Linked DNA regions of Homo sapiens: region 2 is linked to region 1. Evidence: chromatin loops called from intact Hi-C (ENCODE). Cell type or tissue: heart right ventricle. All regions are shown on one strand. Links, peaks and the distances in the headings refer to the core of each region. The heading gives the core; the rest is flanking DNA.

Evidence for each region. Hi-C counts contacts between places; a loop is a spot of excess contacts. Peaks named below come from ENCODE experiments on the same cell type or tissue, not always from the same donor. Only the 100,000 strongest peaks of a DNase experiment are listed, where the experiment ranks them.
Region 2: a loop joins it to region 1, with 2.2 times the contacts of the local background. A loop is called at or near these places in 14 of 110 quality-filtered maps.

Annotation. Positions count from the first base shown.
Region 1 is chr5:146,057,654-146,063,037 of GRCh38, reverse strand. SH3RF2 (SH3 domain containing ring finger 2) reads right to left here. Exons shown (of 10, transcript NM_152550.4): 9 at 2,814-3,172; 10 at 1-612. The coding sequence ends at 337. All of the region lies in intron 1 of LOC107986458 (a long non-coding RNA gene), which reads left to right. Among named protein-coding and RNA genes, the nearest start is that of PLAC8L1, 45 kb to the left of the region's middle. In heart right ventricle, for the core only: CTCF peaks have their summits at 1,101 and 2,998; DNase peaks (open chromatin) are centred at 3,057 and 3,467; H3K4me3 peaks cover 3,837 bases; H3K27ac peaks cover 4,650 bases.
Region 2 is chr5:146,112,783-146,118,166 of GRCh38, reverse strand. LARS1 (leucyl-tRNA synthetase 1) reads left to right here. Exons shown (of 32, transcript NM_020117.11): 32 at 3,856-5,133. The coding sequence ends at 4,061. Among named protein-coding and RNA genes, the nearest start is that of PLAC8L1, 9.9 kb to the right of the region's middle. RefSeq lists an enhancer at 2,326-2,495. In heart right ventricle, for the core only: no CTCF peak of the experiment used is centred there; no DNase peak of the experiment used is centred there.

The sequences.
Region 1 (5,384 bases), core at 289-5,288:
ACCATAGAAATTCTACACAGTAACACGGGGATGACAAGAGGCCACATACTCCATGCTGGGGCATAAAGTGGGCACGACAATTTTTCACTCCTTGGTCTGAGTAAGCGAGCTTTGTGGCATCAAATCATTATGTTTGTATGTTTGGAAGGCCACGCCATCTATCCTCCCACCCAGGGCAGGAATTTCTGCTCCCACTTTTGCTTTCCTGGAGGTGAAATAGGAAGAACAAGGACCCATGCTCAAGTCCCCAAAGAATGGCAGGATGCCCTCAGTGGAGGCAGACTGTATTTAAATGCAATTCACCTCTTTGGGGTCTAGGAAAAGCCACCCGTAGGTTCATTTGCTGGGAAACACGGTCTGCGTGCCTGAGGCAGTGGACACCAGGGTTGTGGCCTTGCCAAGAGCTGACTTTCTCCGGAGGTCTGTCTGCTGTCCGGAGTGGCAGCCACTTCGGTGGGCAAATAGGACGGTCATCTCTGGGCCCAAGGACGCTGCTTCAGGCTGGGACGCCTTGAGGGTGGCTGGCTGTTCAGGCTTTCCGGAGGTGGGATGGGAGGTGTAATGTTTGGTGGGAGGAGGGCTGTAATTCTGAAATCTCACGGTTTTGACTTGCTGCAAGAGAAAGGAGAGGAAATGGACACAGGTGAGGTGGGAGATGTCTATTTCCCCATGCTTGTCCCCACTTGAAATGTCTCATTTATGTGTTCATTCTGCAAATATCTGTGGCTACCATGAGTGTCAAGTGCTAAGATGGGGGAAGTACAAGATGCTGAGAATGCAGAGGAGCATCTAACTTCAGCTGGAAGTGGAGAAGCCAGGGAAGTCTTCCCAGAAGCTTTAAATTGAGAACCACAAAAGGATTAGGACTTATCTGGGAGAAATAGGGTAGGCCGCCGCCTATAAAAACAGCCTGAGGCAAGAGGGTATGATCCCTTCTGGAAGATTAAAGAAATTTACCTTGCCTCTCTCCTCTCTACGTACTATTAAGGCCAATCTCAAGTTTTTCCTTTTCTTTGAGGCCACTCTCCTGATGACTCCATTTAGAGATTTCCATAATGGCCTTATAAATCCTTAGAGCACAGTTTGCAAACTGGACACCTGCTGGCTGAATTTAGCCTGCAGAATGTTTGAGGGTTTGATCGACTCGCCAACACATAAAAATTGGGAGATTGCATATAAAAATCAGAATTTCATATGTCTCTTAAAAAAAAAATCAAAGCTCTGACGCACTGGGCCTATGGCTCATTCTGACAACAGCTGGCTGGACCTGAGAAGCAGTGCCCCCTTTATATGAGATGCAAGGTCTCCAGTTTATGCCAATTCCCCCTCTTCCTCTTTCCTTTCACATCTCCTAGCCTGTTATATATCTGCTAGGCACCCATAGGTACAGTATTTGCTTTAGCCAGTCTCTATCTCAGGGCCTAATAAAGCGTTCTGTGGTACTGCTCAGGAATGATGTCTTTCTTCCATGTAATGCAACCCTAGTATCCCCCACTAAGATCTGAGTTTCTTCATACGTTCTGATCCTCCTAATATCTAGCCAAGGTCTGGGCATTTATGAAATGCTTATAGTTGTATCTAAAAGCTTGGAGTAATGGGCAACTGGGGCCTAGAAAACTCTGAATTATTTCTATAATTCAGAATAAGAACTCCCAACCTTTATATATGTCAGTGCTTTTTCCAATACCTTTCCCTATGAGCTGATAGCTTAGCAGTAAGAGCATGAGTTTTGCATCAGATCTGGATTCTACTCCACACGTATGTGTCAACTGTGCGGTCTTGGGTAATGTTCTTTAACTCCCTGAGCTGCCATTTCCTAATTTTAAAATGAGGATGAAACTAATGCCTATTTGAGAGGGTTGTTGTCAGGATTAAATATATGGGACACATGAAGTACTCAGCACAGTGCCTGCCAGCTTGTTAGTATTCGATAACTGGTTAACCAATGGGGGAATCGCATCCTCTTTCCGTTCTGAGGGGAATGGACGATGATGGTGGAATGATGCTGATGGCGGTGGTGATGGAGGTGGTGATGGCGATGATGTGATGATGGTGATGTTCATAAATTAAGACAGCAATAAGCATCACCTAACTTTCTTACTGTCCTCTCTTCCCACTATTCCTCCTGCTTCAAGGATATTATTGAGAACATAAGCCTTTTACAAAAACTCTCACGTCTTCTAGTGGGAAATATCCTGGACTAGAAGTTAACAGATCTGACGTCTGCCACAGAGGTCACAATAAGGTAGTTGGAGTCATTATCATTCAGTGTGACCTCGATGTCACTTACATTATCCTGTGCCTCAGTTGCCCCTTTTATACAATGCATAATTATGTGTCAAACCCTATGTAAGCACTTCACATATCTCGTTTAATCTCCACTCCATTACTGTGTGGCCATTACTCTTTCTACCTCCATTTTACAGATTATGCAAACTAAGTGACTCAGAAGGGTGAAGTATTTTGACCAAAGTCACCCAGCTAGCAAGCAGCAAAGCTAGAATTCAAAGCAAGATTCATCTAATGCCAAAGTCATGCTTTTTTTTCAAGCCACTTTTGGGCCTCAAAAGATGTATAAAATATTCAGGAAACATAAAGGCGAATCAGTAACACATGTAGGGAGGGCGTGGGTGATGTTGGGGATGTTGGCCATGGCTCAGTGGGGAGTTGGGGAGGAGGAGTGTTATGTGTGAGGATTCTTTCGAGGCTGCAATTTTGGTTCCTTGTTCACCAACACTAAAATCTCTGAGCTGAGACACTATGCATAGTACGGGATCGAAAGAGTTGGGCCCCCAATGTCACTCTGATCCTACCTTTTCGATGCCATTTCTTGAGTTTTCTGGTTTCACCAGGATGGATGGTGGGGCAGATGCGGGCGGTTTTGGCAGAGGCTCACTCTTGATGGGGATTTCTTTGTCTTCCATAATGAGGGAGCTGGCCGCGGAGTGGATCCAGGCCTCACTGCCCCTGCTGATGCACGTGAGGGCGGGCTCCCCCGTGAGGGCAGGCTTGGACCCCATCTCCACCACCACGGCTGAGGGGGAGGAGGGGATCCCCTGTGGCTGGTAGAATTGGAACTGCTGAGGCCGAAGGACCATGGTGGGGCTGCGTCTGAGGGAGCCTACCACGAGAGTGGGGATCCCGGACTGGAGGGGTCTCTGCAGGGATCCATCTGGGGAATTATAGGACAGAGAGATCAGCAGCAGGGGCGGCTGGCAGTAGGTTGGGTGGGGCTGGGTAAGCAGTGCTTCCTGATATCCCAGAATAGACAAGCGCTTTCCTAATCTGACTGCACTCACATTCTCTCCGGGTCTTTCAAAGGTGACCTTATTCTTTTTTTAGTGCTGTTTGCTGATGCTGGCAGCAAATATCTCTCTGGCTGAATGGTGTGTGTGAGTGTGTATGTGTGTATGTGTGTAGGGGGGCTGTCAGAAGGTATATTGCTTCCATTTGCCTTGTGATACACACACACACACGCACACACACACGTACACACACACACGCGCGCGTGAAGCAGACACAGAGGCAGTCAGACCAAATAGGAAACACATGACAGAATCAGAGATAGGAAATAGAAGACATTGAGAAACACAAAGGAGAGGCAACCGAGAAGAATGAGAGAGAGGAAAAGGAGAAAGAGAGGAGGAGAGAGGAAAACTCTGCCCAGCGACTTGCTGTGAAAATCTTGACAGAAGCTTTAGGCATGTGGCAGGTGGGGGTTGCTTTTTGTCGGGGGCTGCAGGGAGAAAGGGTGAGTGGCAAGGGCTAGGCAAGCACAACAGCAGACAAAGGCAAATTTGGAAAGGTTATTCCACAGTTAGGGCTGTGAGGATGGGCTTTGCAATGTCTCATGACAGAGGATCTGGAATCAGACCTCCTCCTGGAAAGCCTGGGATGAGTTAAGTCACGTCACCTCTCTGCACCTCAGTTCTCTCGTTTGTAAGCTGGAGATAATAACAGTACATCATTGGGCTGCTGTGAGGATTGCATTCTATTTGGTGTGCAAAGTATCAGGATAGTGCCTGGAATATGATAAATGCCGCATGTCTGTTAGCTATCATTATTTTTGGGTAAAGGATCACATATCCTAAAAATGCAAGGTCCAAGAGCTTGGTTTTGTCCCTTCCTGAGCTCATTGTTTTTCTTTTCCTTTTTTTTTTTTTTTTAAATTGAGATGGTCCTGTCTCAGGAAAAGGTCATTTCTTCCCCTCAAATTCTCTGGAAGGCAGGAGATCCCCATCCATTGGACATATATCCTGTAGGTGACCTGGGGAATCAGGAGTTCATTGCATTCTGTGGGGAAGTGGAGGAGACACCCATGAGAAACACACTGGGCCATTTCTCCATAGGGGCCCCTCAGCATTTAGAGAAGCTGTAGGTTTTGTCCCAGCCAGCGTTGTTAGTCCTTTGTGACACTCCAAGGACTTGAGTTTGAATCAAAGTCATTTGTGTCCAGCACAGAGGGTCTGAGCCAAGGCCACGTCTGCATCGTGACTTCTTATTAAGCCAGATGTGTACATGAAAAGCAGGACACTCGCTAAACACAGTCGGTGTCCTCAGCTGCTGCAAGCAAGACAGTCACCATCTACACAAGTGTGACCCTTTCAATTTAGACATTTATTTTTCCACTAACGGCCCTGTGGGGTTCACGCAGTCAATTCTCCTGCCATTTCTCTTTGCTCTGGAGAGACTGATAGCTTGCCAGCCTCACCTTGGGAAAAGAGAGAAAGAGAAAGCCTCCCGGACCTGGGAAGTCAAAGCAGCACCAGGCAGACATGTCCTTAGGCTCTTGTAAATGTGTGAAAAATTGGCTTTATGCCTTATCTATTTATCTTGTCAATTCCTAATTTCCAAGAGATTTAATGCTTTCTTATTACATGTGTATACAATGCAAGCAGTCGAGGCTCCATGCCAATCAAGGTTTTGCAAAGGTGGAGAGGGAGTATATTAAGGAAAGTGTGAGCAATTGCTTTCAGGATGCAACTCTGCATACCTAAGTGGTCTAGACTGAGTGTGAACATTTCTCGTTTTTTAAATCAAATATATATATATAGATAGATAGATAGATAGAGAGAGAGAGAGAGAGAGAGAGAGAGAGAGAGAGAGAGACACTAACAGCCCAGACTGGAGTACAGTAGGAGATTGTAGCTCACTGCAGTCTCAACCTTCCCGGCTCAAGCCATCCTCCTGCCTCAGCCCCAAAAGTAGCTGAGACCACAGGCAAGTGCCACCATACTTGGTTTGTTCTTTTAATTTTTTTTTTAGAGATGAGGTCTCACTATATTGCCCAGGCTGGTCTTGAACTCCTGAGCTCAAGTAATGTTCCCACCTCAGCCTCCCAAAGTGCTAGGGTTACAGGTGTGAGCCACACACATTCAGCCGTG
Region 2 (5,384 bases), core at 71-5,070, 55 kb before region 1:
TCATTGTTTACCACATTTTCTCTTTTCATTCATCCGTTGATGGACACTTAGGTTGATTGCATATCTTGGCTATTGTGAATAGTGCTGCAATAAACATGGGAGTACAGATATCTCTTCAACATACTGATTTCATTTCTTCATTTCTTACTGGATATATGTCCAGTAGTGGGATTGCTCGATCATATTGTAGTTCTATTTTTAATACTTTGAGGAACCTCGATACTGTTTTTTATAGTGGCTATACAAATTTACATTCGCACCACACTGTTCTACTTCCTACCTCATGTATTTGACTGTTCTCAGTACCTCATATAATTGGAATCACACAATATTTTTCCTTTTGTGTCTAGCTTATTTCACTTAGCAAAATATCTTCAAGTTTCATCATGTTATATGCATTTATTATGTCCTCTCAGTGAACTAGGTACCATAGAATGATAGCTTCATCCTCAGAACTTATAGGCCACAAGAAGCAGAAAGAGCATGATAGTGGCTTTTAAAGAAAATAGATATGTGTGTGGACCCACTGGATAGGATTATATTTATTTACTTATTTTGAGATAGAGTCTCCCTCTGTCACCCAGGCTGGAGTGCAGTGGCACAATCTCAGCTCACTGCAACCTCCATCTCCCAGATGCAAGCAATTCTCATGCCTCAGCCTACTGAGTAGCTGGGATTATAGGCATGAGCCACCACACCTGGCTAATTTTTCTATTTTTAGTAGAGACAGGGCTTTGCCAACTTGGCCAGGCTAGTCTTGAGCTCCTGGCCTCAAGTGATCTGCCTGTCTCGGCCTCCCAAAGTGCTGGGATCACAGGGATGAGACACCGGCCCTGCTTGGATGGGATTATTATGATGTTATAGCACATAAAAGGATGTATTTCTGTATTGAAAATTGTATTATATTATGTTAAATCTACCTCTGTTTTAAATGTACTCAAATATAGCACTGACTAGGTTCTGCAGAATTGTACTGAAATGTATTTCCTATTTCTTGTCTTTTCTCATTGAGCCTTTGGCATAATTCTTATCTCCTTTGTCATACTAGCTGTGAAAAATATTATCTAAAGTGTCTTAAGTTTGATGTTAGTAGCTGTTGTAAATTTTAGAAAATAGAAACATTAGAGAGAGTTTGAAATTGCTATTCCTATAAGTATCTGCAGAAGAGATCTAACCTTGATACTTTACCAAAAGCCCTCAGGATGCCTTGATATCTAAAAGGCCTGAGTATATTCAGTATATGAGATGGAAGAGGAGTTAAATTCAGTAACATAGTTATTGGTCTGTTTGCTGCAATAGACAGCAAATTGTCCAATTAGTGCCAGTTGTATTGAGGGTAATTATGATCTGGGTCCGGGAGGAACTGAACTAAAACTATCATTTCATTCCACAAAGGCCACTGAGTAAACTATCTGATGGTAATAAATTTGAATCACTCACAACCCATGCCATATGTGAACTAACAACTTGGAAGTGAAAGCCTTCATTTCTCGTTATCAGTCCCTAGGGACTTAGAATCACTCTCATCTTTTCTCTAAGAGCCTTAAATCTTATGTAGTTGCAGGCTTAAATTTCAACAGTTTCAATGATAAGAGAAGTCTGGGATAAAAGACAGTTAAACCAGTAAGAAAGCTCTACGAATCTATGGACAGTAATGAACTACATGGTGAAACATCAAAGCAAATATGTTTTGTCACTTAGAAGCCTGATTGAGTATTAAGGTTTCTTTGAACTAGTTTGATTCAGAATTGCTTGGAATGATGAGGGAGGTCTGTTTTAGACAGAGAGAAAGAGTGTGTGTGTATGAGAGAGAAAGAGGCAGAGGCAGATCCGCAGTAAAAGGCCTTATGCATAAAATCTGCTGGCAGAACTTGTCACTGCATCTATAGCAAAATATTTGGTACCACTGATGTGTACGTTGAATTGCAATAGCTGTTAAAATTAATTGTATTCTTCCCCAAAATAAGATCGTGGCTGTCATGAAGATTGCGCCTGCTCTCTTCCCATTTTAATTTTCAGGGCTCGTACTGTGTCTGGGAATAGATTGTATGGTCCCTGCAGAAACTCTCCAAAGACTCTTAGACAGGGTTTGCTTTTGTGGTAGTCGCAGGTAATTGTTCTATAAGCCCCTTCTCTAAACTTCGGTCTTTGTTTCCCGAAGAGGACAGAATGCATGGATAACTTGTATTCTTGGTTGGCATGGCCGCCAGCTGCATTAAAGTCTTCTTTTATCTCTTATCCCTCTTATACTAAGCTTTGTACTCTCAAGTCAACATGAGGGAGGGTAGCTCAGGTGTGTTTCAGAAAGAAATGGGAAGTAATTCAGAAAATATCTTCTATTTCTATGGATCAGGTTAAGGATAACTAGCCATGCTACACTTCGAATGAGATATAAACCCAGAATCAGCATTTGTAGTCATTTCTGGTGTTTTTCTGCCATATAAAATAAAACCATTTGATGTTGGGAAGTCTCAGAATTGCTGAAATAAATATACTTCTTTTGGGCTCAGTTGTTGGCAGGATTGTTGACTTACAAAGTTGTTCAAGAGACAGGTGCTTTTTTTTTTTTTTTTTTTTTTTTTTTTGGTCAGGCGCTATTTTTTCAGCTTGCATAAGAGCAGATTAGGAAAATCTCAAGCAGGGTGGGTATTAGACCTCATCCTACAGCTAAAAATTCTGAAAGCTTAAATTTCTGTCCTTTCTCTGCCTTGTCCCCGCTCTCCTTGTCTCATCAACTTGTTAATACAAATACTTTCATCTTTTGAGCAAATGAGAAACTGGTAATGCCATTTCTTAGAGTAGTCATTATTTATCCAAAAGTATCTCTGAGAAAAGCTACAATTCTTGCAAGTTTAGTGTATTCCAGGGAGCTCAAGAAAGGGGTAAGTTTTAGATTTTTCGATATTCTGTACAATGGTTAATTGAAGCATATAAAAATGATTTGAGAGACCATATAGGATAATGCTAAAAAATACACACAATTCTTTCTCTCTCTTAGTTTGTAATTCCAGGAGATGTCAGAATCTCTGACACTTTGAGCTGGGTAAAAGCTGAAAGGGGATGAAGATTTGCTACATTTTAGCTTTGCTCCTGGGATTGTTTTTTTTTTTTTTTTTTTTTCCCCCCGACAGAATCTTGCTCTGTTGCCAGGCTGGAGTGCAGTGGCGCGATCTTGGCTCACCGCAACCTCTGTCTCCTGGGTTCAAGCAATTCCACTGCCTCAGCCTCCCTACTAGCTGGGACTACAGGCATGCACCACCATGCCCGGCTAATTTTTTGTATTTTAGTAGAGATGGGGTTTCACCATGTTGGTCAGGATGGTCTCGATCTCCGGACCTCGCGATCTGCCCACCTCAGCCTCCCAAAGTGCTGGGATTAAAGGCATGAGCCACCATGCCCGGCCACTGCTTTTTTTGTTTGTTTGTTTGTTTGAGATAGAGTCTCACTTTGTTGCCCAGGCTGGCATGCAATGGTGCGATCTTGGCACACTGCAACCTCTGCCTTCCAGGTTCAAGCGATTTTCCTGTGTCAGCCTCCCAAGTAGCTGGGATCACAGGCGCCCATCACCAGGCCCAGCTAATTTTTTTGTGTTTTTAGTAGAGATGGTGTTTTGCCATGTTGGTCAGGCTAGTCTCGAACTCCTGTCCTCAAGTGATTCACCCGCCTCAGCCTTCCAAAGTGCTGGGATTACAGGTGTGAGCCACCGCACCCAGCGTGGCTTTTATTTAATAATCTGAAGAAAATATTTTTGTTTAGATATAACAACCAGCGTATTTAAAACGTGAGTTCTCAGACTGCTCCAGGGTTTGAGTGACTGTAATTAAATGCTTATATTGATAATTTATTTTGTTGTAGACCTTTCCAAAGTGAAACTGATGAGATTTGATGATCCACTGTTGGGGCCTCGACGAGTTCCTGTCCTGGGAAAGGAGTACACCGAGAAGACCCCCATTTCTGAGCATGCTGTTTTCAATGTGGACCTCATGAGCAAGAAAATTCATCTGACTGAGAATGGGATAAGGGTGGATATTGGCGATACAATAATCTATCTGGTTCATTAAACTCATGCACATTGGAGATTTATCCTGGTTTCTTAGGAATACTACTACTCTGATTGTGTCTACTGATTGGCTATCAGAACCTTAGGCTGGACCTAAATAGATTGATTTCATTTCTAACCATCCAATTCTGCATGTATTCATAATTCTATCAAGTCATCTTTGATTCCTGGACCTAATAAATTTTTTTTCCCTTTCTTTGGGTGTCCAAGAGAAATGGTTTTTGCCAAACTCTTTTTAAAAAACAAATTGTTGCTATTTCCTAGAAGTTTCTGGTTTTTAAGATGAACATAAAAGTGTCAGTATGCTTCTTTTATGAGGTGTACTTTATACTTTGATGAAGGCTAAGGTGTACCTAACAGCTTTTTATAGTATATTCATTTATGGAGTTAGCTGTATTTTTTTTTAAAAAAGAAAAGTAGTAAATTAGCAGCTTTTTTTTTTAAATGAAGAGAACTTCATGATGATTTAAAAGAACTAATGAGAATATTTTGACTTGACTTCAATTACTAAGTATTTTGTATAAAGAACAAATAGGTCCTGCATTTTATAAGACTTTTTAAAGCTTTAATTATTCAACTAAGAACCAATAATGGCTTCTTCAAGGCTAATATCAATAGTTTATAAGCAGTATATTTCACCTACACTAAATATGGGCATTTTAAAAGAAGATTCCCCCCTTCCCCCCCAGAAATCTGCATTTACTAAATTTGTCTTAAGTCCAATTGTGTTTAAAGGTCATGCTGGTCGGGTGTGGTGGCTCACACCTATAATCCCAGCACTTTGGGAGGCCAAGGTGGGCAGTCACCTGAGGTCAGGAGTTTGAGACCAGCCTGACCAACATGGTGAAACCCCGTCTCTACTAAAAATACAAAAATTAGCTTGGCATGGTGGCGGGTACCTGTAATCCCAGCTGCTTGGGAGTGTGAGGCAGGAGAATCGCTTGAACCTGGGAGACCGAGGTTGCAGTGAGCTGAAACCGTGCCATTGCACTCCAGCTTAGGCAACAAGAGTGAAACTCTGTCTCAATCAATCCATCAATCAATCAATAAAATAGAGGTCATGCTGACTATTACAGATTTATTCTTTTATTCTTGTTGGAGTGTCTTTTAATATCTGCGCCATCTGTCTTCATATGAGGAAAAAATGTAAGGCATTGACTAACAGGAGAAACATTTCTAATTTTGATGGGTTTAATATGGAGAAAGAACAATTTTGATAACCCAGAGGAACCTGAATTCTAACTGCGGTTATGTAAATAGAGTTTATTGAGCTTCCTTATTTTGCTCTCCGCAGTTAGGGACCACTAGGCCTAGTCATATGGTT